Regions from separate parts of the Homo sapiens genome. Here all the other regions are linked to region 3. Evidence: chromatin contacts called from ENCODE Hi-C or POLR2A ChIA-PET data. All regions are on one chromosome and are shown on one strand. The core of a region is the stretch at or near the end of the contact, and the rest is flanking DNA. Distances in the headings are between cores, read along the strand shown.

Region 1 (7,275 bases), core at 3,340-5,839, 1.4 Mb after region 3:
CTAAGCCCAACAAACATATCCAGAGGCATATCATACAGGTGACTGTCATCTGCATCACCTACTTAAGCCTATCTCTCCAAGGCATGACGTCATTAAAAATGAAGTGGGAAATTGAGGCAATGGTTCCACCAATTTAAAGTACAAACCCAAATAAACTATCTTCACATGAATGTGCTGAAAATGTGTACGACCTCCTAAAAAAGTTTCTGAGGTGATTGTATCAGCTTTTTTCCCGCTAATTCAACTAAACATCACAATATACATTTTACTCATCCCCAAAATATTTTCTGAGTACTTATTTTGGGCACCATGAAGGATACAAAAATGAATAAAACAATGTACCTGTCTTCAAGCTGGTAAAGATACAGCCATAAACATAAGAATTGTAGTTTTCAGTTTTAAAAACGTTAAGTTTGGCTGAATTTTGGAGATGCTGCAGGCAATCAATAATAAGCCAGAAATGTCCATATTATAAATACATTCTGGACTGTCATATCAAGCTGGTGACCCTGGTATAAAGTACTAAAAGAAACAATATATTTTGAGAATCTCAAAATGTGTGTTTGGGTATGTTACTTGACAACTGTAGTGAATTTTTAAGTCTTTAAAAACTAGTCTCAGAGCGCTAGTCTTTCAGCACTCTGAGCCTATTTCTTTCAACAATTTGTATCTCACAAAATTGTGAAAACAAAATGAAATAGTACAAATGTCAAGGTGTCACGGAATTTTTTTTCTTTTTTGAGACAGGGTTTCATTTTGTTGCCCAGGCTGCAGTACAGTGTAATGATCACAGGCACTGTAGCCTCGACCTCCTGGGTTCAAGGGATCCACCTCAGCCTACTGAGTAACTGGGACCACAGGTGAATGCCACTATGCCTGCCTAGTGTTGTTTTTTTTTAATTTTTTTTTTTAATAGAGATGAGGGCTCCCTATGCTGTCCAAGCTAGTCTTTAACTCCTGTATTCAAGCGATCCACATGCCTCGGCCTCCCAAAATGCTGGGATTACAGGTGTGAGCCACCACACCAAGTCATGGTGTCATGAATCTTATAGATAATGCTCATAACTCTAATAAATAATAAAACATGATTTTGAGTTGATTTTTCACCAGTGGTGACAAATGGCTATTAACCAATTACTTTCTTATCTGGCCCTAAAACACAAAGAAGCCTTGTTTGTCATTGCTGTTCCCAGATGTATAGTTAATATACATTATATGATAATTTTATAAATTGGTATATAAGCAAGTGTATAAAAATAAACATGCACATTATGTAGTCATGAATACATTTAAATGTTTACATTATGCATACACCTCTCTAAAGGAAATACTGAAGTCACCAATTTAATGGAAAAAATTCTCATCTACTTTAGGGATAGACATTGGACAAAACTTCACAAGTCTATATATTTCATTACATGTTTGTGATTAAACAGTGATGAGAATGACAGAGTTTCACAGGAATGTTCAACTTAATTGTGTCAAACATGTAACTGTCTATAAATTCTATAGGGACTGCATTATTCTATGGGGACATGAATAATGTTTTTAATACAAAATTCCAGTTAACTGACTGGAGTAGACTAATCATTAATTCTAAAACATGCTTCTGGCAAATCCCTATCTACCCTGTATTTTCCCCCAAAGCATATATTAGCTATGAGTAGCATGAATATAAAAGTTGTGGTTACCAAAACTTCTTTTTACTTCCCTCTTTCATTAACTATATTTGTTAATACACAAGGTTTGATCATAAATAGTAAAGTCAATTCACAAGTTAAGAAAAAAGATCTAAGTGTATTTCAAAACAGGATCCTTCATGTTCTTTGAGTAATCCAGGCAGCAAAGTCAGGAATGCTCATGGGTGCTACTGGATATTAGTGCTAATTACTAATAATATGTACTTACAATTATGCCCTTTCATCCAAGTACCTCAAAGAGCTTTCATAGCATTAATTTGTTATTTCCTATAATATCTTTGAGAGGCGGCTGATAGAAAGTTATTATTATCTCTATTTTACAGTCAGAGAAACTAGGGCATAGAGAGGTTAAGTAACATTGCTAGGGTCATACGGTGAACAACTGACAAAAAAGGGACTCAAGCTAATTATTCTCATTTCCTGTTCAGTATATTATCCATTATATGGTTGTTCAATACACCTAAATGCTTTTTTATCCTAGACAAATTGAGAATACTGTATTTAAATAATCTAAGACGTAAGTGAACGCGTTTCTCTTTTTTTGTGTGTTCAAAAATGCTGCTCTACAGGGATATAGAGTTAAAAACTAATAATTAGTCTTTGGTTTGCAGCTGTAGCTATTATTTATAGGGCTTTTACTATTTGTGGTTTTCTGAAGCTCTGCTCAAAATGAAGTATTCTATTTCTCACTGCTTTATGCTAGGTTAGCATAGCTGTGAGCCACCAAAAAGCAGCTGAGACAGGCTGACTAATGAATTTGAGGTTGTCTTTCATTGCGTTCCTATTGCTGACTCTTCTTGAAGTCATCCTCCTTCTAGCTCTCCATTCAGCAGATATTTGTGCAACCCACCATCCTCAATCCTCAGCCTATGGCCAGCTTAACTGTTGTCAATGATTAAATTTAAAATATTTTTATTGGAATGGAGCAATTCCTACAGAATAAAAAAGAAAAAAATTAAAATATTAAAATATAAACATAGATAATATTTCATTTTATGAGTTAATGATGCTATACTATTAATAGTTACCACTGTTACATCCAGTTTCTGCTAAACCTGACCTTTAGGGTCCTTAGAAGACCATTAAACATTAGAATATTGGTCTATGGATGGACACATATCACCATATTGGGTTTTTTAATGCAGTATTTCAGTAATTTTCCCAAGTAAAGGCAGGGAGAAAGGAGAAGTGGTTTTGAAACTGTGCTCAATGACGTAAGACTGCAGTCAGCTTGGTTATGGTCATCTAAACCTGTGGTGTTTCCAACTTCAGCCCAGCTCCTCCCTAGAGCTCTAGACCCATATAGCAACCACCATTAGACAGCACCACTCTTACTTCACTCATCAACTCCAAAACTGAACTCATTTTTTTTCTGCAAAAATGTCCCCTCCCAGGACTCATCCTAACTCTTCCTTATCTTATTTAGTAAAATACACCCTTATCCTGCCCCTCCCTCAAAGCAAAACAAGGCATCATCATTGCCTCTTCCATTCTCCTATCTGGCAGCTGCCCCTAGCAACCAATTACCAGTTGATATGGCCTCTTGAATATTTTAGGAATCCATCTCCTTTGGATGCTCACTACCATTCACACAGGGTCCTTAAGTTTTCTCTTACTGGCTTCTGCAATGGCCCCCTTGTGGGCTCTCTGCTTATCCTTCTCTGCCCCCCCACCTCCACCCCCCCAAGTTATCTGTTCTCTACCAACAGAAGAATAGCTTAAATTGTAATCTGTCCACTCATTGCCTCACCAAGGCATAGACGATTCGTGATTTGGCTCCTGTTTTCTTCTCCAGCCTCATCTTCTTCAGCAACCTAAGTTTGAACTTCAAGACCTGTAATTATTACTCATTCTTCTCAACAAATTATTTGTCCCCGTGCTGCATCTCCTTTCTGTTCGGATCCGGATTTGCCATCCCACCCCTATTTTTGTAGTAGAAAATGCCTATTTATCTTTAAAACTCTAACCTACGTTAGTAAAGCTATCCATTCTTCACGCTGTACATCTTGATAAACCATACTTCCAATAGCAATGATTTGCTTTCATGTATGTCTGCCCACTAGACTGGACATTCCTTGAATGGCTCATACCAGGAATATAGTTGGTACTCAATTTGTGGGGAGCAAAGAGAGATAAGCGAATAAATGTCAAGACATAAGAATCTGTAGCTGCTAACTTAAATTTACGGATTTAGTGAAACTACTTCTCACAAGCTACCAAATCACAGTGCCATGGGGCCGCAAGATGATCTCAGTGCCACACCGACACCTGCAGAGTCGCAGGGGGGTCCGACACCCCTCAGAAAGAACTCGCAGACCGTCCGAGAAAGCGAATTCTCCAGGGGATCAGCAGTTAGATGAGGCCCAGGGCAGCCACGAGACCCTCCAGCCAGGGTAGGCGGCTGACCCGCCTCCTGGGATTTGGCCCGTGACAAGCCACGTCGCCAGCTCCGCTCTGAATACCCCCGGCCACGCCACACGAGCGGCCTCAACCCTGAGACGCCCAGGGAACATGAGCTGACCCTCTAGAAGCAAGATGGCGGCCTCCGCTCTCCCCTCCTTCCCCCAAGAACCCCCTCCTGGTCCCCAAAAGAAAGACAAGGACACCGCGGCAACGACGCCGAGATCCGGGAACCTCCGCGAGGCCCGCGGCCACTCCCGAGCCCCCGGGAGATGACTTCACCTCGCGGAGCTCAGAGAGCCGGGGGTGGGGCCGTCGGAAAGACAGCGCGGACAGCCCTCAGCTTGCAGGGGGCGGAGGCCGGGCAGCCTGCGCCCTCCGAGCCACTGTTCTGCGGCCCAGGCCCATGATCACCCTCCTCTCAGCCCACGGACAGGAAGTCGCTCCCCAGCTGCCCCGCCCCGCTCCCCAGCGCCCCGGAAGTGATCTGTGGCGGCTGCTGCAGAGCCGCCAGGAGGAGGGTGGATCTCCCCAGAGCAAAGCGTCGGAGTCCTCCTCCTCCTTCTCCTCCTCCTCCTCCTCCTCCTCCAGCCGCCCAGGCTCCCCCGCCACCCGTCAGACTCCTCCTTCGACCGCTCCCGGCGCGGGGCCTTCCAGGCGACAAGGACCGAGTACCCTCCGGCCGGAGCCACGCAGCCGCGGCTTCCGGAGCCCTCGGGGCGGCGGACTGGCTCGCGGTGCAGGTGAGCGATGCCCGCTCGGGCCGCCCGGGGAGGGACTGGGGCCACCCGGGCGGCGGCGGGGGTGTGTCCGGGCGGCGGCGGGCCGAGGCCCTGACGCGGGTTCGGGCTGCCGAGATTGCACATCCCACGTTCTGCCCGGGGACGAGCTGCGAGATGAGCCCGGCTGGAATCCGGGGCACCGCGTTCGCCGCTGTGGGGCGAGTGAGCCCCCGAGAGTGAGCGGCTGCGGAGAGGTCCCCTGCGCCCGGCAGCCGGTCTCAGTTGGCCTCGTCCGAAGGTCACCCCGCACCTTTCGTCCACGGCGCCCAAGTTCCCGCCCGGGCGGTGCCCGCGACCTGGGGCAACCCGCTGCCGCCGCAGTCCCCGCGCCTCACTCCACCCCTCTCCCCTCCTTCCCTTTCTTTCCACTCCTTGCCTGTGCTAGAGCCGCTGCTTTTTAAGCATCTCCGCCAGGGTTTTTTGTTTGTTTGTTTTGTTTGTTTGTGTTTTTTTTTTTTTTTGCCAGTTAAAGGAATGGTTTTTCAGACTTAAAGTCATTAGACTCTCCGCACTGAACTGAATACCTGGCCTTGGGCGCTTGCACAGCTTTAGCCCATTTTCAGGTAATCTAGCTTCTAATATGAGGAAGAGAATACATTTTGGGAGAGAGGTGTTTCCTCTGTGGTTCGTTTCTGAAAGATTTCCAGAAGTGGAAGATGTGATTGGCATGCTTTAGCCTGGATATATGTGTTTAAGTAGACGGGGGTGACGGCACACAGGGGTGGCAGTGTTGTTTCAGGATTTAGGGAGAATTAGGGAGTTAACTGGCCTGTGCTCGGAAACCTGAATGTCCAGACTTGTAAGAGCTCATCCAAGTGTGGCTGAGGTAGTGTGAGAAGTCCCGTGCCACGCCCTACGTGTCAAGCTGAAAAGCACCTAATTTACAAATTGTGTGGTGTGGGGGGGGAACAACCTTTATAAAACATGTATCATAAGTTAATTCTTTTCCAGAAAGTAAATTGCAACTTTAATCATATTCCAGAAATTGGATAACAGATTTCATTGGTAAACTCTTACAGTATGTTTATTAATGTATTTCAGTGTGTCTTATTAGCTCATGTTTTTCTGTCTCTGGTAATACAATATTATTCTAAACCGACTCCTGTATTAAAATAATACACTATTATTGTGAAGTATTATCTGACAACACCGTTTTTTGACCTTGGATTTCTTTAGGGCAGGAGCCATGTCCTACTTATGACTGTTTCTATGCAGTATGCCTTGAACATAGAAGCTGTTCACACATTTCTGCACTGAATGAATGAGTGTATAGGTTATCTCACAGTCACCATCCAGGAGTTGCTTATTTTTGTTGGGCTAGGCTGTTTGTTTTGTTTTAGGTTCTTGCCACTTACAGACTTTACTTCGTGTTTCATTCTTCAGCAGTCAGAGTTCTTTGCCTTCCAAAACTATCCTCCTCTGAAAGGTTAAAATTATATTAAAATTGTGCTGGGCATTATAACTTGTATTCTAGTGTTAAATGCTTACTACTTGAGCATATTCAGAGTTAGTAGGAAGAGACTGCCTGGTGATACACATCAAGTTTATGTTTGGGGTTGATAACTGTACCCTATCTTAATGAAAAAGAGGAAATTAGGAGTTACCATTGTTTGGATAACGTGGTGCTTCCCAGAATGCTTATAGTGGTTCATTCTTCCCATGAATACACGCAATCCTCTGAAATCCTGATGTGACCTTGGCATGATTTACCAATAGCCTCTTTTACATTTATTTTCCAAGATCCAGATGCTGTTCTCTAGTGTGTTTGCTGAGTGTGCAATAATATGGATCATTTATTTTGAAGCAGTACTTCATTACAACACTTTCTTCACAGGGCTTTCCAAAGGAAGAAAGGGCTAATTATAGAAAAGAATCTTGTCTACCATTTGTGAGGGAATATTTTTGTCTGTAGATGGTTGGATTATTTTCACATTAGGGAGGTTCAAATAAGAAGAAAGTGCTGACGTTTTCTCTCCTCTCCAAGTATGTGGTGGTGGTCCTGCACTGTTTTTCCAAGCTTAGCTTCTACAGAACATAAATACATGTACCAGTGTCAATTCTTGTAGATATGCATATCAGTGTAATATGCATTTGTATTCTTTAGTAGATGAGTGGCAAGGACAATTACTTTTAAAATACTGGAATAAGAGGCTGTGAATGTTAATGAGGAAAAAGACTATGATTTTGAAGGAGACAGTTTATGATTTTCATTGTTTTATAAAATATTTTAACTCTTAGACACTAAGGAGAGGGAAGCCAGCAATTTCTTACCTCAGTGACATTACCACTATACAGAGGTTAGATTTTCCTTCTTTAATTCAGCAACCCTCTTGGTAATAAGAGTTCTCATGTGTTGATTGCCTGCCGAGCACTGTGATAAGAGCTTTACTTAA
Region 2 (6,710 bases), core at 3,609-6,108, 1.8 Mb before region 3:
CTGCTCTATTAGTAACTTATAATGGGACACTGTTGTTTTGGGGTCAGAAACTTGTGTGTTTGTTGTTTTTACAGTTAGAAATACAGAGTAGTCTAGATACCCTTGATGGTGATGGTTGTGGTAAGAGTGAGCATTATACATCATCTAAAATAACACTAAATGTGCCAGAAACAAACTTTCCCATGGCTTTCCCTTGGGATGGACAAAACTCCTAACCATGGTCTATGAGGTCACTCTTGGTCAGATCCTTCTGCCTCTGCAGCCTCACCTCACACTGTGTTCCTCAATTTCTCCACTCCAGCCTTCTCTCACTTTGACCATATCTCATACTCACTATGCTCTCTCCGAACATACTTCTTCACATGCTGCTCCCTGTGTCTGCTGGGCCCTTCTATCCCTCTCTTTGTTAGATTAATATCCACTCATCTTTCAGTTCAAATAGCACTTGGTCAGGAAGCCTTCCTTAACTTTTTCATTTTAGACCCTCATAACACCTTGTATCTCTTCTTCGAAGTACTTTATCATGGTTGCAGGTTTATATTTGTTGTATGACAGACTTCGTCAACAATGAAATTATAAGCTCTTTTACAACATACATCTGTGTTTGGTTTTGCTTATTCACTGTCCTGCTTATGAAAGGGGGGCCAGAGAGGTAGACAAGGGAAGAGAATATTTGAGAGGAAAGAAAGGGTAAAAGACTTAGTTGCCTGACGGTTGAGGAAAAAATTATCCCAGGAAGGTAAAAGAAAAATGAAACAATTAGTGATGTTGAAGACAACATGGTAGGTACCTGCTGCTGTAGGACAAACAGGAGCTATGTGCCTAGGTATATTCAACCTGTATGGCCTAACGATGGCCTTAAGACTTTCATTTCCAGTATTTTTAAACATTCATCTTTGATATAAAGACACTTCATTTCTGGAATGACTCATTAATCTCTCCTTATATCACATACAAAATAAAGCCGATAGGCAATCATAAATGAACATAATCTTATATGGTTTCTCACAGCATTTTGTTAATGAATGAACTAGATGCGTTCTATTTTGAAAACAACAAATTTTTATTCAAGTGAAATATGATTTTCCCAGGTAAAAATTATTACATACTTGCCTGTGATTAAAAATCTAAAAACCAACAGTTGAGCAAACCATCGGATAATGTCACACTGATATTACATGAAATCTTGATGTTGGATTTTGTGGCTCAAATCAGTGTACAGTCACTATAATAGTGAGCTGATTTTCCTAGCAGTTGACAACATGGACTTTGGAATGGAGTTGTCTGGTATGAATCTTGGCTCTGTTTATTAATAGCTATTACCCTGACCAAGTTACATAACTTCTTTGTGCTACAGTTTCCTTATCTGTAAAATGGGATAATAATAATGCATACTTCATAGTATTATTGTAAGGATTTTAAAAGTGAATATGTGTGAAGTGCTGAGAACAGTGCTGGACTATAGGTAAGCAGCCTTTGTTAACTATTATTAGTATCACATTAAATATTATATTCAGCTCCTATAGAAACACCGCATGGAAAAATGTACATAGGGAAATATTCTGAATCATTAAATTTGAATTCCAAGGCAAATTTCATGTTAATAAGGTAATTAATCTATATTTTAGAATCAAGATTTTAGTGGCTTTGGTATAATAAACCCTTTTTTTTTTTTTAAATCCCGGAAGCTAAAGTAGAATCTTCTTCTTCTTTTTTTTTTTTTTGTGACAGGGTCTCACTCTGTGGCCAAGGCTGGAGTGCAGTGGCAATCCTGACTCACTGCAACCTCTGCCGCCTGGGCGCTCAAGTGATACTCCTGCCTCAGCCTTCCAAGTAGCTGGGACTACAGGCGCAGGCCATCATGCCCGGCTAATTTTTTAATTTTTTGTAGAGATAAGGTTTTGCCGTGTTGCCCAGGCTGGTCTTGAACTCCTGAGCTCAGGTAATCCGCCTGCTCTCCGCCTCACAAACTGCTGGGATTACAAGTGTGAGCCACTGCACCCAGCCTCAGAACCTTCTTCTTTAAAAGGCCATGAGAAGTCAAAAAAACCTTTTCTGATTTGATTCCATTTTTAAACAGCATAGATAGCATATACTAATAAGTCAAAAGTGGGTAAGATATTATATAGGAAGGATTTCAGAAACAAGTAATTGCTTCATTCCTGAAATATAAAATGAGTCTGTTCTATATTTGTAACGACTTTTAGAGCTGAAAAAAAAATGAACACATTTCCATCAGTACTCTTACCACAATCAAGTTCTGCTAACCAGAAAGAAGAACATGGCCATCTCAGATATCAATGAATCGTGAGGGAATGACCAGGGGAGAGGAGGGCATGTTTTCAGCTTAACTCTCTACATGAAGTTTCTGGCTGTCCAAACTGGGTTTTTCTGATATCGCAGTGAAATGCTGGGCACAGGGCTCTAGAATTATTTCAAGCAGTTAAGTATATTTAAGAGAGAAAGTAGTCTGAAAAATGACCCAGTTATTTTTAAAGGAATTGTAAATTAGAGGCTTGCATGGTCTCAAATGGCTATTTGAACTTTATTGTACTATAGAAATTCACTGCCAAATTGTCTACCTCAGGGTTTGCAAACATACAGGGTTGGATTCATAAATGTACTGCCACTAAATTATAGGAAGGGAAATGAGACAAGAGGAGTGGGTCTACTACTTTCTAAAGTATCTCTTCTCAAACTTCTAACTCAACATGTTGACATATCAAGAGATCACTCTGCATGACTAATTGATCATAGTATCTACTTTCTAATACTAATATTAATTTATTTGTATCTCTACAATGATTGTTATGGTTTGGGAAAATAATTTTAATCTATGTGATTTCTCAATGAAATAATGTGCACTGTGACAGAATCTATATTTTTCTTCAAGGCATTGATTCTCATGGAGAAGGAGATGTTGCCCTACCCCTCACCCCTGCCCAATTGTGATTTTTAGTTGTCACAATTATGGGGGCGGGGCAGAGAACAGCATCCCACAAGGAAGAACTATCTTGTCCAAAGTTAACAGTGCTAGGCTGGGCACAGTGGTTCATGCCTATAATCCCAGCACTTTGGGAGGCGGAGGTGTGAGGATCACCTGAGGTCAGGAGTTCCAGACCAGCCTGGCCAACATGGTGAAACCCTGTCTCTATTAAAAATACAAAAATCCGGCGGGCGTGGTAGCATGCGTCTGTAATCCCAGCTACTCGGAGGCTGAGGCAGGAGAATCGCTTGAACCTGGGAGGTGGAGATTGCAGTGAGCAGAGACAGCGCCACTGCACTCCACCCTGGGCGACAGAGCGAGACTCCGTCTCAAAAACAACAACAACAACAAAGTTAATGGTGCGGAGGTTGAGAAACCTTGCTCCATATTTAGGAGGTATGGTACTTTTAAGTAACTTTTGACATTTTAATTGTGTTTTAAGATGAAAGTAGCATCTACATCAAATCACATTTTTAAAAATTCTAATGCCAATTAAAGTTGCCTTTTCGATCTCAGATCCTGGAACTATGTTTCCTGTCAACATAAATGATATACATCGTGGCAACGTCATGATTTGTGACTGCACAAATCTACTCCGTATAACACTGAACGTGAAATAAAACAGTATAAAATTAAAATCATAAATATTTTCACTGGAAAGAGGTTTGGTTTTTCAGTTAGAATGCTCACAGAAAAATAGTCTGGTAGGTACTGCATTGCTCTAAAATGTAAAATTCCGGCTTTATTTTGGCACTAGTTTGAGGAGTATTTCCCTTTACTCCGTTGTTCTTCGTCATAATTCTGAACTGCCAAAACCCTGCTTGCAGAAATGTTTGCGTACAGAATCAAATGCTGGGAAAATGGCCTAGAAAATTACTCTAATATTATGTAAGGTTTTTTTTAATAGCTAACACGCATAGCGATTTACAAATAATAAGAGTCAAGTTCTGTGCTCCCAGAGATTGAACTGAATTTAAAAAAATGCAGGTAAACTTCCAGACTTTCTGACCTGGGGTCTGTTTAAAGACCCATGTTTTACACTTGGTATAATCCGTACTGTAAAATGGCCTATTAATAATATCAACTCAAAACGTTCTCACTGTTTAAGAATAAAAGCATACACACACAAATATACACAGTATAAATAATGAAATATACAGATGTGTTCTTTCGCTTAGCTTATTTTTTCTGAACATTCTAGAAAATTATGAAGCTTAATCACACACCTAGCGTGTTTTGAAATAGGATTTAACAATCTTTGGATTGTACCTTTGTAAGACCAGCAACCGGTCTAATATTACAATCTTTTCCACGAGATTCCACAGCAGGTACTTACTGATAATAAGTGACGAAAGGATAAGGGGCCGATTTCTCTCTTCCCTCCACAGGTTTTTCGCGAGCGCCTCCTGCGCGCCCCGAAGGGGTCGGGGCGCAGGGTGGAGTCCCGAGCGGCGCGCCCAGCCGGTGGCTACCATTACCTGAGCCCCGGGCGGCGGGACCCCGGTCCGCCCCGCACCCCCGCCGCGGCCAGCCCTTCCCGGCACTCACCCGTCACGCGAATGGACTCCAGCATCGTCGCCCCGAGGCCCGGGGCGGCGGGCTCCGCGGGCTCAGGGGAAAGGGCCGCGCAGGGGCGGGCGGCCTCTAGCCTCTGACCCGGGCCTCGGTGGCGGGGGCGCGGCGGGAGGCGGCTCTCCGCTACCTGGAGCAGGATAAGGAGGGTAAGGGCGGACGAAGACGTACCGACACTGACTGTGAGCAGCGCTTCCACCAGCCCGTAGCTACTGGAAGGTACACACGGCGGCCTTACGGTGCCCAGCAGCGCTTAGAACCTGCCACCGTGACGTAGCCGCTCCGCCGGTTGCTAGGAAACTGCCCCCGGGGTCCGCGCGCGCTGCGCTTCACGGAGCCTGCGCGCCGCTGGGGGCGCTCGTGCGACGAAGGCCCGCGGGCGGCGAGAGAGAGTGGGAGGAACTACAACTCCCGGCGTGCACAGCGCGGGCCAGTGCCTCCGGGGCTTGTGGCTGTGCCCGCGAGCGCGCTGGGGTCTCCAGCCAGTGGGTAACGCATATTGACTGATCTTTCAGAGACGTTTGTACCCGTTCAAAGGTGACTTAACTCCATGGTGCGCTGTGACACTCGGCCCTAGCTGCAAATAGCAAAGCCAGTCTACCCGTCCTTCCCCTTACGAGGTGCGGGGAAGCTAAAACACGTTTAGGATGAGCTAGTAAGAGTGGAAAGTGCAGGAGGCTCAATGACCACTTGACGGTACCTCAGCATACTATCCTTAATGCTGAAATTCACATTTTAGCTTGTGATTGTGCAATTGATAGGGGCTGAATGTTATTTTCAGTTTATTATTCATTTTCACATTAGCAAGTATGAAAATTTAATCTTTTACAATAACCATGGGAGGCGGGCCACGGTGGCTCATGCCTGTAATCCTCGCACTTTGGGAGACCAAGGCGGGTGGATCGCTTGAGGCCAGGAGTTGGAGACCAGCCTGGGCCACATGGCGAAAACCCATCTCTACTAAAAACACAAAAAGTGAACAAATCGTGGTGGCACACTTCTGTAGTCCCAGCTACTCGGGAGGCCGAGGTGGGAGGATTGCTTGAGTCCGAGAGGTGAGAATGTAGTGAGCCATGATCGCGCCACTGCACTCCAGCCTGGGTGACAAAGTGAGACTAAAAAAAAAAAAAAAGTACGGTGGGAATGGGAAATGTAGACTAAACCATTCAACAAACATTTTTTGAGACCCTAACGTGTGCAAGGTTCTGAGGCAGGCTTTGAGGATATCAAGGGAAATGAAATAAGCCTAGCGGAGCTTACAGTTTAGGAGGAGCTGAGATAGTGCTGGCAACTGTCAGTCTTCAGACAGTTAAATTTTCTCTTCATCCTCAAGGCTAAGACATGGAAATAATTGGGGTGTGTTTTCAAACTCAGGAACAAAAGAAAGTTGAATATCAGGACCGTCACACCCTGAGAATGACAGGCAACTTGTGAGAAATTGTGTCTTTTTCATCACTTAGGAGAGAACAATGGAAATGTAACTATATCACAAAAACTGGATAACCTCACTTCATATTCTGTCTTCAAATCCTGTGACTACTGTTTTCGAAATACATCCAGAATCTAGCCACTTGCTACCACTCTGGTTCAAGCCACCACCACCTCTTGTCTGGATTATGGCAGTCTTCTAGACAGTCTCTGTATTCCCACCCTACCCTCTTTCACACTGTTCTCAAAACTCATTGGCCAGAGTGAACCTGTGAAAAAATCAGATCATGTCACTCTGTTCAAAATCTTCAGTGGCTTCCTTTCCTGTGAAGTCCTTTATGACCTAGCCTCCTGTCACCTCTTTGATCTCATCCCCAACTACTTCCTCCCCGATGGATACACTGGCCTCTTTGATATTCCTCAATTCCAGGCACTATTTCACCTCAAGGCCTTTGCAACTTGGAATCCTCCCTGCGTGGAATGTTCTTCCCTCAGATATCCGCAGGACTAGCTCCCTTACTTCCTCAGGACTTAATCCAAATGTCACCTCTTCGTGAGCCCTTCCCTGGCCACTCTATTTAAAATTCTACTCCTTCATATTTCCTATAGCCCTTCTCTGCTTTATTTTTTTTACTTAGCACTTAACATTATCTAATTTATTATATATTTTATTGATTTATCATGACTGTTGTCTGTCTCCATCCCTAGAATAAAATTTCCACAA
Region 3 (6,310 bases), core at 3,161-5,660:
TTCAGATTCCTTGGAATTCCCTAGATATAAGACCATGCCATCTCTGAATAGAGAGTTTTACTTTTTCCTCTCTAATTTGTATGCATTTTATTTCTTTTCCTTGCCCAACTGCTCTAACTAGAACTTCCAGTACAATGTTGAAGAGCAGTAGTAGAAGTGGGCATCCTTGTCTTGTTCTTGATCTTAGGGGGAAAGCTTTCTTTATTTCATTATTGAGTATGATGTTAGGTAGGTGTGGGTTTAGGAATTTCCCTTCTTTTCTTAGTTTCCTGAGTGTTTTTATCAAGAAACAATGTTGATTTTTTTCAAATGCTCTGTGTCAATTGACATGATCACATGGTTTCTTTCATTTTATTATTATGATGTGTTAAGCAAACTGATTCTCTTTTGTTGAACCACCCTTCCATTACTAGGATATACCCCACTTGGTCACAGTGTATAACCTTTTAATATGCTTTTGGATTCAAATAGCTGATATTTTGTTGAGGATTTTGAGTCTATATTCATATAGGAATATTGGTCTCTAGTTTTCTTATGGTGTCTTTGTCTGGCTTTGGTATGAGAATACTAGTGGCCTCATAGATTCAGTTAGGAAGTGTTCCCACCTCTTCAATTTTTTGGAAGAGTTTGAGAAGGATTGGTGTTAATTCTTTAAATGTCCAGTAGAATTCACCAGTGAAGCCATCTGGTCTTTGACTTTTGTTTTTTAAGGTTTTGTTGTTGTTGTTTTTAAAGGACTGATTAAATCTCTTTGTTATAGATCTGGTTATAGTTCCTATTTTTTCTTGAGTTAGTTTTGGTAATTTCTGTGTTTCTAGGAACATGTCCTTTTCATTCAGGTTATTTGTCAGCACACAACTGTTCACAGTCAAATCTTACAATCCTTTTTCCATATATAAGTTTGATATAATGTCTTCACTTTCATTTCTCATTTTATTTAATTGAATCTTATCTTTCTCTTTTCAAATTTGGGGAGTTCTGAGACATTTTTCTCCGCTAATGTAGTTTTTCTTTTTCTCTCTTTTCCTTGTGTGACTTCTGTAATATATATTTCGGTATCCTTGTTGATATCCCATAGGTTCCTTAGGCTTTGCTCATTTTCCTGTTATTTCTTTCTGCTCCTAAGACTGGATAATTTCAGTTTTCCTATCTTAAAGTTTACTGATTCATCCTTCAACATGCGAAAATGTTTCTTGAAATTCTCAAGTGAAGTTTTCACTTCACTTATTTGTACTTGCAAGCCCAAGATTTTCTATTTGGTTCCTTTTGATAATTTCTATCTTTTTATTGATATTTTCCTTTTGTTTATACATCATTACCCTAGTTTCCTTCAGGTTTTATGTTCTTGGTTTTGTGTCTAGAATTGGTGAGTTTCTTGGTCTCGCTGACTTCATGAATAAAGCTGCGGACCCTCACGGTGAGTGTTACAGTTCTTAAAGATGGTGTGTCCAGAGTTTGTTCCTTCTGGAGGGTTCATGGTCTTGCTGACTTCAGGAGTGAAGCCACAGATCTTCACAGTAAGTGTTACAGCTCTTTAAGGTGGCATATCCAGAGTTGTTTGTTTCTCCCGGTGGGTTCGTGGTCTCGCTGACTTCAGGAGTGAAGCTGCAGACCTTCGCAGTGAGTGTTACAACTCTTAAAGCAGCGCATCTGGAGTTGTTCATTCCTCCTGTTGGGTTCGTGGTCTCCCCGGCTTCAGGAGTGAAGCTGCAGACATTTGCGGTGAGTATTACAACTCATAAAGGTAATGCGGACCCAAAGAGTGAGCAGCAGCAAGATCTATTGCAAAGAGCGAAAGAACAAAGCTTCCACAGTGTGGAAGTCGAGGTGGGTTGCTGCTACTGGCTCGGGTGGCCTGCTTCTATTCCCTTATTTGGCCACACTCACATCCTGCTGATTGGTCCATTTTACAGAGCGCTGATTGGTCCATTTACAGAGTGCTGATTGGTCCGTTTTTACAGAGTGCTGACTGGTGCGTTTACAAACCTTTAGCCAGACACAGAGTGCTGATTGGTGCATCTACAATCCTTTAGCTTGACAGAAAAGTTCTCCAAGTCCCCACCCGATTAGCCAGACACAGAGTGCTAATTGGTGCATTTACAAACCTTTAGCTAGACACAGAGTGCTGATTGGTGTGTTTACAATCCTTTAGCTAGACAGAAAAGTTCTCCAAGTCCCCACCCAACCTAGAAGCCCAGCCGGCTTCATCTCTCAGTTTCCTTTAGTTCTTTGAGCATATGTAAGACAGTTGACTTAAATCATTATCTAATAAGTCCACTATCTGGGCTTCCTTAGGAATGGTTTCCATCAATTTCTTTGAGACTTCAGAGGCTACACATGAGTGAATGCAATTAAATCCACAATGTGATGCCTCTACATATTCACCAGAATGTATAACATTTAAAAAGGAAAAGAAAAAGGAAGAACACAAAACACAAATGAGTATAGTAAGTGTTGGCAAAGATGCAGAGTAACTGAAATTTTCATTCACGACTAGGGCATGTATAAATTAGTAAAACCTAAAAACTATTTGGCAGTGTCTATTAATGTTGAATATATTGAATATATACCCTGTGCATAGTAACACTACTTCCAGGGATCTTCCAAAATCAAATGTGTAACTATGTGCATCATAAGACAGGTACAAGAATATTCATAGCAGCGTCATTTGTAATTACCCCAAACTTTAAATAATCTAATGTCAAACAACAGTAGAATAGGCAAGTAAATTTTAGAATTATATACAAAAATGAAAATGAAACTATTATATTCTTGAATATGGATCAATCTTACAAATATAGTATTAAGCAAAAAGAGCCACATAAGAGTGCGTATTATGTATGACTATTTATAAACATTCAGAAGCAGGCAAAACTAATTGGGTGGTAGGATTCAGAATTGTGCCTATCTGTGTGTAGGGGTATAATGACTAAGACTGAGCATGAGGAAAGCTTCTAAATTGCTGGTAAACATTTAAAATTTTGCTGTGAGGCGGTGGTTACACAAGTTTGTTCACACTGTCACTAAGACAAGCACTTATGATTATTACACTTATTTTGTATATGTGTTATGCTTTAAAAGGTTTTCACATCTATCAGTTTATAAAATTTTTTTAAATTGTATTTTATCAGTATTGGCGAGGATACAGGGAAAAATTGCTCAAATACTAGCAGTGGGAATGTAAGTTAAAACAACTACTCAGGGGAGCAAATCAGTGAAATCTATTAAGGATTTACATCGTGCAAACTCTGTGATCCAGTACATTCTCTTGTTGGTATCTGCACTCTAGAGAAATACTTGGACCTAAGTACAAAAAGGCATCTACATATATATTTATGGTACCATTGCTTCTCATAATAATATTAATAAACAAACGTGAGGGTGGGGGAATGGTACATTAATTATGTATGTATATATATACACATATTGGTTCTGAGGACATGCAGCATTTTCAGAGAATGAGGTAGATTTATATACAGATATGGAAAGATTTCAATGCTAAGTGTAAAAAAGTAACATCTACACTTGCAAATGCACAGGAACTAGGAGTCATCATCTACAGACTGGGTTTGTAATTAGGGCCTAAAAGGGATATAAGCATAATTGTAACGTTTAAGCTTTTTTTTTTTTTCGCATGGACAAAATCTTACTTGTGTAATTTAAAATTAATAACGGTACTTAGAATGACTTTGGAAAAATATACAAATAATGAAATGGGGATCCAAAGAATGTTCACTGTATACCTCTGTACTTCTAAAAATGTGAATAAGTGTAGCATCCGTTGGGAGAAAAGTTTAATTAAATTTTAAATAAAACAATAAAAGGTGCCTAACTTCGTGTGAAAACAGACATATAGATATAATTAAATGTGACTACCGCTTAGAGATGTTAGTTATGAACTAGGAGCGCTGAGAAAAGGTATCCTAAATAGGTCTGGGGGAAGTGAGAGTTAGAAGAGGTGACTCTTGAGCTGAGTACCGACATAGAAATGGTATGCCCTGTTTTTATTCCTGGAGGGCTCAGCATGAGGTGCCCAAGAGGCCCTGAAACCCATTTCCATGACATTTTCCCACGAGCTGGAGCATAAACCCCCACCGAATAACTGAAGGGAAGCGGAAGGCGCAGAAACGCGGACGAAGAGGAAGCGGGCGCTTGTTAAACCGTGCGATGCACAATGCGGGAAAGTCCAACCAGCTCCGTGTTTCAAAGCTGGATGCCCAGATTTCCCACCCATTCCTACAGGCAGACCGGCTCGCCCTCTCCCTCCTTCCCGCGTCGTTTACTGGTCAGTAGAAGATTGACATGTCATCTGGCCAATAGGTTGGCTCCTCTATGGAGGCACTCAGGAACCAGTCGGGTCTTTGGTCCCTCGAGCGAGATGCGAGCTGTGTGCGTCGACGTCAGCGTGCTGACGTCACGGGCCGGAGGTCCCGGGGCTGCTGGGTGCGGGCGGTGGGCTGCGCGTTGTCCGCTGGACTGGGTCCCGGTCACGCCCCGCCAAGCCCCGCCCCTCAGGCCGGGGCGCGACCGCGGATCCGCAGTTCCCGGGCCAGCCTGGGGCGGCCGGCCAGGAACCACCCGTTAAGGTAGGCTGGGTTTCTCGTTCCCCTATTTGACAGGTTGGAAAACTGAGTCTCCTGGGTCAGATGACTTACATGGGGGCGTACAGGGGACCCGCGGACGGAGGCCATATCCTGGTCCTGTTCTGTTTCCTGAGTCCTGCGCGAGCCTCCAGGGGAGGAGGAGGGGCGAGGCAGGCTGTGCTCATAATGGACACAAGAGTGAAGTTGCAGAATGCTGAGCCCCGCTGCTCCCACGGCGTGGGCCGGGATTCAGGGATGGATATAGGTAGCGGGAGTGTCCTCATTCCTCCAGCCTGCGGACCCTGAGGAGTCCCCGGTGGGGTCGGCCCCGGGCTGGCGCCATGGGCCCCCAAGAAGGACCAAGAATTGGTGACTGGGTGTAATGCGTGGGTTGTCCAGACACAGGCGGTTGTGAGTCTCTTCTATTCATTGAGAAAAGTCGTGTTCAAAAAAAAAAAAAAGAAAGAAAGCACGAATCATGAATGTTCTCCCTGTGGTTTCAGTTAACTGCTTCACCTACTCGTAGATATCTCGCCATTGTTTGAAATCTTAGTTGCTTGAATACTTTTGATTTAGGGTTAGGGATTTTTCCCCCTCTCTTTTAGTTCAAACATGGGTGGACATTGTGGAACTTTTCTTTGTTCACTGTGTCATTTGTCTTCTATTTCACAGATGGAATCACTGAATTCATCACTTGACACAGTACTAGTTTGGATAAGTTTAGCAAGGTAACCAAGTAACGGGTCTAATTAAATCTTTACTGGAATTAGTCCAGTTTGCCACATTTCCTTGTTAGGAAGAATTCTGAAAGGTAATTCCCGTCTGTATACCATATCTACCCATACGCCTCTTTCTAGAAGCAGGATCTCACAAAACGACTTATGGTATCCTTGTTTTATTGATGGATTCTGATAAGGTGGTGGATTATTCATGTTCATAAAATGAAAACATACAATATGTTGTCGTGTAGAAGTCACTGTCTTTAAAATCTAACTGTCTCAAACATTGGTCTTTTAAAACTGCATTATTGCATTGCCTAAAACTGCATGAAAGAAATGAAATGAAACAGCCTCTGAGGGATATTACCTTACTTATGTTCACAGAAGGATGGTGATTAACATCATTTGGATTTATTCAATGGACAGTTTGCCTGAGTGATTGTCTATGCCACTCATTGTTTTAGGTTTTAGAGATTGAGTAGTGAGCAATTTAGATAAGGCCCATACCCTCAAAGACTTTAACTTTTGTTGGAGAATATAATAAACATGTAAATCAAAGAGACAAGTTTAGATAGGAATAAATGTCAGAAAAGATACTACTGGGTAGAGAGTTTGAGAGTGACTGGGTTGTATGGAGAAATGGGATGGTCAGGGAAGACCTCCCTAAGGAGGTAACACGAGGTGACATTTTGGGTGATAGCTGAATGTTTAGCTGAGTCAGCCATGAGAAAATGGGCTGGAAGTTTCTAGGCAGATATAAACAGTGTAAAGGAGCTAAAGGAAGAATGAACTTGGCATGTTCCAGGGACAGAGGGAAGCCCGTGTGGCTGGAGCTGAGTGAACCTAGGGGAGGGTGAGGTGAGGAGACAGTGGTCAGAGGTGACACTGGAGAGGTGTACAGGGATTGGATCATCTTGTATCCCATGTGAGCCTTACAGGCAGGCAAGGGAAAGATAATTTGTGTACTGCAGAGTCTTGTTTTCTTTTAGTGATACTCATAAACTCTAG
Region 4 (6,681 bases), core at 2,814-5,313, 1.8 Mb before region 3:
AAATAAAATAAAATAAAATAAAATAAAATAAAATAAAATAAAATAAAATAAAATAAGATAAAGAAAGAACTGTTGGGTAGGCGCAGTGGCTCATGCCTATAATCCCAGCACTTTGGGAGGTCTAGTTGGGTGGATCACTTGTGGCCAGGAATTCGAGACTAGCCTGGCCAACATGGGGAAACCCCAACTCTACTAAAAACACAAAAATTAGCCAGATTTGGTGGCATATGCCTGTTGTCCCAGCTACTTGGGAGGCTGAGGCAGGAGAATCGCTTGAACCCGGGAGGCAGAGGTTGTAGTCAGCCGAGATCAGGCCACTGCACTCCAGCCTTGGCGAAAGAGCGAGACCCTGTCTCGGGAAAAAAAAAAAGAAAAGTTGATATATGATAAAAGTGGCATTACAGGTCAATGAGAGAAAGGATGGACAATTTAATAACTGCTGCTAAGACAACTGGTTATCCATACAAAAAACAAGATCAATCCAGATAGTTTAAAGACAAAAGCATGAAAAGCCATACTTTAAAATATTTAGAAGAAAGTACAGCAGAACATCTTTATTATCTCAGGGTATGGAAGGATTTCTTAAGGCATAAAAAACACAAATCCTAAAGGAAAATATATATGGTATATGTGTATGTGTATGTGTGTATGTGTGTGTGTGTGTGTGTGTGTGTATCATTAGTTATATTAAACATTTCTGTACATCTGAAACATCATAAAGTAAAAAGACAAGCCACAAACCAAAAAATTGGCAAGCCGAAAAACCAACCAAGTTTATTTTCCCAGAAAATAGTAAACAACCAACAAAAACCCTATAAATCCATAAGAAAAAGGCAAATAATTGCACAGAAAAATGGGCAAGGATATAAAGTTGAAAATCACAGAAAAAGAAAATTGAAAGTCCAATAAATAAAAAATCATGTTCACCTTCACTAGTGATAAGAGAAAGGCACTCAAACAAGAATGGCAAAATTTAAAATGTATCCACATATTGGGGAGGAACTAGAGCAGCAGCCAGGGGCATATACTACTGACTGGAGTATCATTTGTTATGACCATTTTGAAGAGCAGTTTATTTTTAATATCTGGTAATAATATTCCTAGGTATATTGCTCTAGAGAAAGTTTTGCATGTGCATATAAAGGATAGTCATGGCATCATGGGGTCTTTGGAATGAAAAACTGGAAATAAGCTAAATGTCCATTAACAGGATAATGGGTACATAAATTACAAGTATATTTGTATAATAAAATTTAGCAGTGAACATGAATGAAATGCAGCTACAGTTATTAGTGAGGATAAATCCCATAAAGATATTATTGGGCCAGAAAAAGTTGCAGAAAGACTTACATTCTGCAAATAAAATTTATATATAAAACACTAGATATTGTTATGGATATATATGTAGATGTGATAAAAGTATACATATTTCTATGGGAATGATAAACATCAAATCAAGATAGTTTTACCCTGGAAGAGTGGGAAGATGAATGAGAATAGGAAGGGACACACAGGAGACTTCAATTACATGTGGGATGTTTTGTATTTTTTTAAGCTAGGTGGCTGGTATATGGTTATGTTTTATTATTCACATTTTTATTGTATTTCATAACATAATTTTTTTGTTTTCAAATTTTTTTATTTGTTATATAACACAATTTTTAAAAAGATAAAAGTCATTCTAGCCTAGAAACTGAAGAATGAACTACCGGGGGTTAAGAATGAAAGGAGGTATAGTAGGAGACAATTGTAATACCCTAGGAGAGTAGACTTGAATATCTACCGTAGTTTCTGGCACATAGTAGGTGTTTCAGTCTTAGGAGTTATTTAATTGTGATGGTTGCCATTATCACTATCATCATCATTATCAAGGTAGAAACCAAAGACATAGTGGGATGGTGAGGGAAGATACACTAAATGTTGTGAGTAGCTATCTTATGCTAGGTGCTTTACCTCTTTTAGTCTTAACTAGAATCTAGTTGAGGTAGATACAAAGAAACTAAGGCTCATAGAAGTGATAGCCAGAAGGCACAACGGCTACATAAATTTCTAATGACTCATTTTCCAACGTTGTTTAAAACACGCATACACACACAGACACGCCCCAAATACATACACACCTTTCTTGTCACACTTGAAAAAAATGGAAGTATCTTTTTCCTTTGTTCATAAGTAACACATTCTGGGTTAAATATTAATAATTCCATATACTACACACTCGGACAGTGTCTTATTACTTATTATGAAATATTTTTGGATTATGTCTCTCCATTTTTCATCTGCCCCTCCTAACAACTCTGAGGAAATCAGGGCAGATGATTATTCCTGTTACACAGATAAGTAAACTAAAATACAAACAGGCTAAATCAGAAGTTCTTGTCCTGGTGTCCATGAACTTCACAAAATCCTGTTAAATAGTTTATGATTAAATGGTCATTTTTCTAGGTAGAGGGTCAGTTTTAACATATTTCCAAAGGAGTCCATGACTCCCCACAAAGGTTAAAAAAAAAAAAAACCCATGGGTTAACCGATTTGGCTAACTGGGTGGAGCCCTGACCCCAAGCAATATTTCCCTTACCTCTTGCCGTGATTTCAGTCACGTACAATTTATCATACAAAAATTCAAATTAAAAATATTAGTAAATTCTTTTTGTAATGTTGATTGACTGCTAAGATGGACATATTATTAAACATATTGAAACCACTCAGTTGGGAGGAATAGTTCTGTTTTGTTCAGCTCATGGACAGTCACTCTTAACTTTTCAGATGAACAAATCAAGAACTGTCATCTTTACCTGCACAGACTTGTTATAGAAGAAATGAATCTGATACAGAAATTATGTAACCTATCTTACAATTTGGAGTACTCTACAAAGAATAAGCAGGAGACACAGCCTTAGCTAGTGTGGAAAACGGGTCATGAGCTGAGAACAGGGTTTTCATTTCTTTGGACCAGTTTCTTTAACGTTTTCGGGTGTCCCTTCTCTCGGCAGTAAAAGGAAGGATTGAACTAGATAGAGGGCTTGTCAGAATTCCTCCCGCTCTAACACTGTACACAGTTGGATGGAATTTAAAATAAAAAATTGTGCATGAACGCTTCACACAGTCTGTTAATTTTAGCTTTATTTCATTGGCTTAGAGTGTCGGGGACCCACCGGAACTGGCTTTTCTGAGGGCCAGGCCTGCAGTCCCCCTTTTGGGGACTAGGAGTTGGGTGTGACCTAGGAAACAAAGCTACTGAAGGCCAACGGGCTAGCAGCACCTGAAACACAAGGGCTCTTTGTCTGGCTCTGTAGCCCAGGCTGGAATGCAGTGGTGTGATCTCTGCTCACTGCAACCTCCACCTCCCGGGTCCCAGTTCAAGCAATTCTCCTGCCTCAGCCTCCCGAGTAGCTGGGATTAGAGGCACGCGCCACCATGCCTATCTAATTTTTTTGTATTTTTAGTAGAGACGGGGTTTCACCATGTTGGCAAGGCTGGTCTTGAACTCCTGACCTCGTGATCTGCCCGCCTCGGCCTCCCACAGTGCTGGGATTATGTCCTGCCAACACAAGGGCTCTTAATCCTTTTTTTTTCTTTTTTGAGGCAGGGTCTCACTCTGCCGCCCAGGCTGGAGTGCAGTAGTGAGATCGCAGCTCACTGCAGCCATGACCTCCTGGGCTCAAGCGATCCTCCAGCCTCAGCCTCCCCAAATGCTGGGATTATAAGCATGCGCCACTACTCCCGGCCTTAATACTTTATTTAGGAATGAAGGAAGGCGGGAACACCCAAACGCGGTTGGTGTGAAGCAATCGCCTTAAAGCTGAGGGGAATGTGTGGTTGTTGGGGGTGGAGCCAGGAACCCGACGCCGTTGGAGAGCAGGAAGCGCCCCGCTGCCCGCCTCCACCCCGCGGCGAGGGCTGGGAGGGGGCCGGGAAGGAGGCGGGGCCGCCCCTGGGAACCACCCGGCCCGGCGCGGCCACGTGACCGAGCGCAGGGGCGGGGAGAGGGCGCCCCGGCTCCGCCCAGCGCGCATGCTCGCGGCTCGGCGCTGAAATTCAAATTTGAACGGCTGCAGAGGCCGAGTCCGTCACTGGAAGCCGAGAGGAGAGGACAGCTGGTTGTGGGAGAGTTCCCCCGCCTCAGACTCCTGGTTTTTTCCAGGAGACACACTGAGCTGAGACTCACTTTTCTCTTCCTGAATTTGAACCACCGTTTCCATCGTCTCGTAGTCCGACGCCTGGGGCGATGGATCCGTTTACGGAGGTGAGTGAGTTTGCGGGTGCAGCCAGCCATGACCCACCGCTCTAGGCCCCCACCCACCTTCCTCTGTCAACCTCTGGGCGAACCCCCACCGGGCGGAGGGCGCGTGTGTGCGCGCGTGCGCAGTGTGTGCGGGCCGGGGTCGCCGCGGCTGCGGCCTGCTGTGGTTGGTGGGTTCCTCTGAGATTTTGTTGTTTCGGTCCTACAGATAAAACTCAGGGAGGAAGGCTTTGAGTCTGTCCTAAAAGGCTGTTGCGAGAGGTCTTTCAGCCCCCGTTTTTACCATGTCCCTCTGCAGTCCTGGCGCAGCAAGAGTGAGGCGCAGGCCTGCGGAACGGGTCCTGCTGGAAGCAGCTGGAATGCCCTGCAGGGCGGGGTCCGGGGCCGGTGACTCAGTGCGGCTGCCGCCGGGAAAGGCAGTAGGATGTGTGATTTGCGGAGTTCACGCAGCCCGCAGGGGAGATGCTAATGAAATGACAGCAAAACGTTAAAATAAGCAGGTGCTAGAAACCACTGCATTCGTTCATAAAAAGCCAGTAGTTCCTTGAGATCCCATTGTTCAGCTAACTAACGAAGAAGTTCATACCCGGGACTGACCATTTTAATTGAAACAATGCAAGTGTACCGAGCAAAACTATCAGCTCACGATTTTAGAGCAAAGAAATAAACTTTTCGGTGTTTCTGGGGCATATCATTACAGTACTTATTTCATCTTTTGTTCCTTTGAGATTGCATATGGGTTACATGGTTATTGTGTCGATTTCTCTAGTTTTAGCTTTTGTGGAGAATGTGCGTTGTCACATTCAGGAGTGTTTTGTTGCCAGTTGTCCACTCTCTTTTATTCCAGGACAGTTCCTCTTTCTTTAGGCTGTTGTGCAAATTTCAAACTGTTAGTTTTTGAGTGTTGCAAAGTGGACCTAAAACTGTTTACACTGATTCAAAAACTTAAATGCTGTGAAGAGTGGTAATTCTTTCGGGGAGATGTAATTATAATTCTATAAGTTATGTATGAGATATTAATTACAGATTTCAGCAATTAGAGTTTACTTATATTCAAGCATGACATAATCTATTTTTCTGTTTCAAATTCTTAATCATCTTGGGACAAATACATCAATTTTTTTCACCTTCCTTAAAGGTTCTAATAGAAAAATCTAGAGCCTATTTTTGTATTAGCCTTAAAATAGGGCTGGTCATGCACCAAGTATCTTTCACTTACACTGAGGTCGAAAAGCGTGTATTTATTTTATCTAAACTAGAATACGATTCCTTAAAACATTAGCCCTATGTGTCTTCCTAAGTAACAGACAGGAACAAAGCATTTTTAAGTTGGCTGAAAATTGCACTTCATTTTACTTAAAAATGTCATTCTGAAGGTAGTACAAATCTCAACTGAAAGAAACTTTACCTGTTTAGATCGTTTTAGGATGTGCTCAGAAATATGTATGGTTTATATTATGAAAAGTTAGATCACTTGCAGTTGGAAAAACAGCTTAGACGTCTTTTCCTTAATAGGTAATGAATGAACTACTTGAATTGATTCCAACTCTTGGGTGCTTAATTATAGCATTCATAACATTTGCACAGTGAAATGAGCTACTGGTACAGTTGTCTATCAACTGAAAGTCAGTATAAAATGACTCTCTCAACCAGGGTTTCCTCTCAGAACCATGGTACACAGGAAAATTGAGAGACTATTTTCTCAATTCTCCCAAGGATAATTCAATGCCACCCTACAAACATAGGAAATAAGTCTATCATATTAACGCCAGCGTATTAGGGCTTAATTATTTTGGTAACTCCAGTTGAGAAAGGTTACAATCATGGTAAACTCTCTTTTCCTCAAACAAGACTGTTCTGCATTGGTCTTCCTCCCTGTGGTCGCTGATACTGTTCTGGCACTCTTTTTTTTTTTAAGACGGAGTCTCGCAGTGTCGCCCAGGTGACAAAACCATAAACTCACTACTCATAACGTCAAGAGTTTGAAGCTCTACTCACAGGTGATAGTCATCCCAGTACAAGAATACTACAAAGAAACCCAGAGTGAAGTGTACCAATCCAGAACTTTCTTTATAAAAACCTTAAAAGAGAAAAAGCTATAATTAAAATACTTCACAGAAGCATATTTTATTGTAGACGCTTTAGATCCTTTTATGTCTGCAGGCTGCATATAAATAAGTATGCAAATAAACATGCCACTACCATTTTTAGTGGAATTTCTCTTATTTTCCAGAATTAAATGAAGTTCCCTGGGGAAGAGCTGCTAGAGCATATTGAAAATAATAAGAAGTTAATTTATATTGAGTCTACTGTGTTAAAGAAGGCAAGGAAATTAGTAAAATCTCCTAGAAAAATTTGTCAGAGATGACTTTGGGGTGTATGTGGCAAAAGTTGTTCAGGGACTATAAGCTTCAGTTACCTGAGATTCATACATGTGG

What was found. A loop is a pair of places that touch in the nucleus more often than their neighbours do. ChIA-PET counts read pairs that join two places held with the same protein, here RNA polymerase II (POLR2A). Pooled maps may share reads with other maps.
Region 1: a loop to region 3 is called in a map of B cell, with 6 times the contacts of the local background. The contact joins the promoter of RALA here to the promoter of STARD3NL in region 3. A Hi-C loop is called at or near these places in 2 of 168 maps with a recorded cell type or tissue (B cell and naive thymus-derived CD4-positive, alpha-beta T cell), 1 of 37 single-sample maps with no recorded cell type and 9 of 50 pooled maps.
Region 2: a loop to region 3 is called in a map of B cell, with 20 times the contacts of the local background. The contact joins the promoter of MATCAP2 here to the promoter of STARD3NL in region 3. A Hi-C loop is called at or near these places in 1 of 168 maps with a recorded cell type or tissue (B cell) and 11 of 50 pooled maps. POLR2A ChIA-PET finds 5 or more read pairs at or near these places in 1 of 52 experiments (K562).
Region 4: a map of naive thymus-derived CD4-positive, alpha-beta T cell shows a loop between it and region 3 (18-fold over the local background). The contact joins the promoter of ANLN here to the promoter of STARD3NL in region 3. A Hi-C loop is called at or near these places in 1 of 168 maps with a recorded cell type or tissue (naive thymus-derived CD4-positive, alpha-beta T cell), 2 of 37 single-sample maps with no recorded cell type and 10 of 50 pooled maps. POLR2A ChIA-PET finds 5 or more read pairs at or near these places in 1 of 52 experiments (K562).

Annotation. Positions count from the first base shown.
Region 1 is chr7:39,618,983-39,626,257 of GRCh38, forward strand. RALA (RAS like proto-oncogene A) reads left to right here and starts at 4,590. Exons shown (of 5, transcript NM_005402.4): 1 at 4,590-4,843. It overlaps LOC107986785 (a long non-coding RNA gene), which reads right to left and starts at 4,495. Exons shown (of 2, transcript XR_001745175.2): 1 at 3,451-4,495; 2 at 1-2,632. RefSeq lists an enhancer at 4,466-5,313 and silencers at 4,640-5,149, 5,744-5,793.
Region 2 is chr7:36,362,382-36,369,091 of GRCh38, forward strand. MATCAP2 (microtubule associated tyrosine carboxypeptidase 2) reads right to left here and starts at 4,859. Exons shown (of 7, transcript NM_001199706.2): 1 at 4,535-4,859. The coding sequence starts at 4,559. RefSeq lists a silencer at 4,509-4,608.
Region 3 is chr7:38,173,835-38,180,144 of GRCh38, forward strand. STARD3NL (STARD3 N-terminal like) reads left to right here and starts at 4,411. Exons shown (of 9, transcript NM_032016.4): 1 at 4,411-4,586. RefSeq lists enhancers at 1,111-2,310, 4,058-4,137 and a silencer at 4,388-4,667.
Region 4 is chr7:36,385,799-36,392,479 of GRCh38, forward strand. ANLN (anillin, actin binding protein) reads left to right here and starts at 4,064. Exons shown (of 24, transcript NM_018685.5): 1 at 4,064-4,246. The coding sequence starts at 4,229. It also overlaps a transcript of MATCAP2 not described here. RefSeq lists enhancers at 3,709-4,299, 4,300-4,890 and a silencer at 3,709-4,118.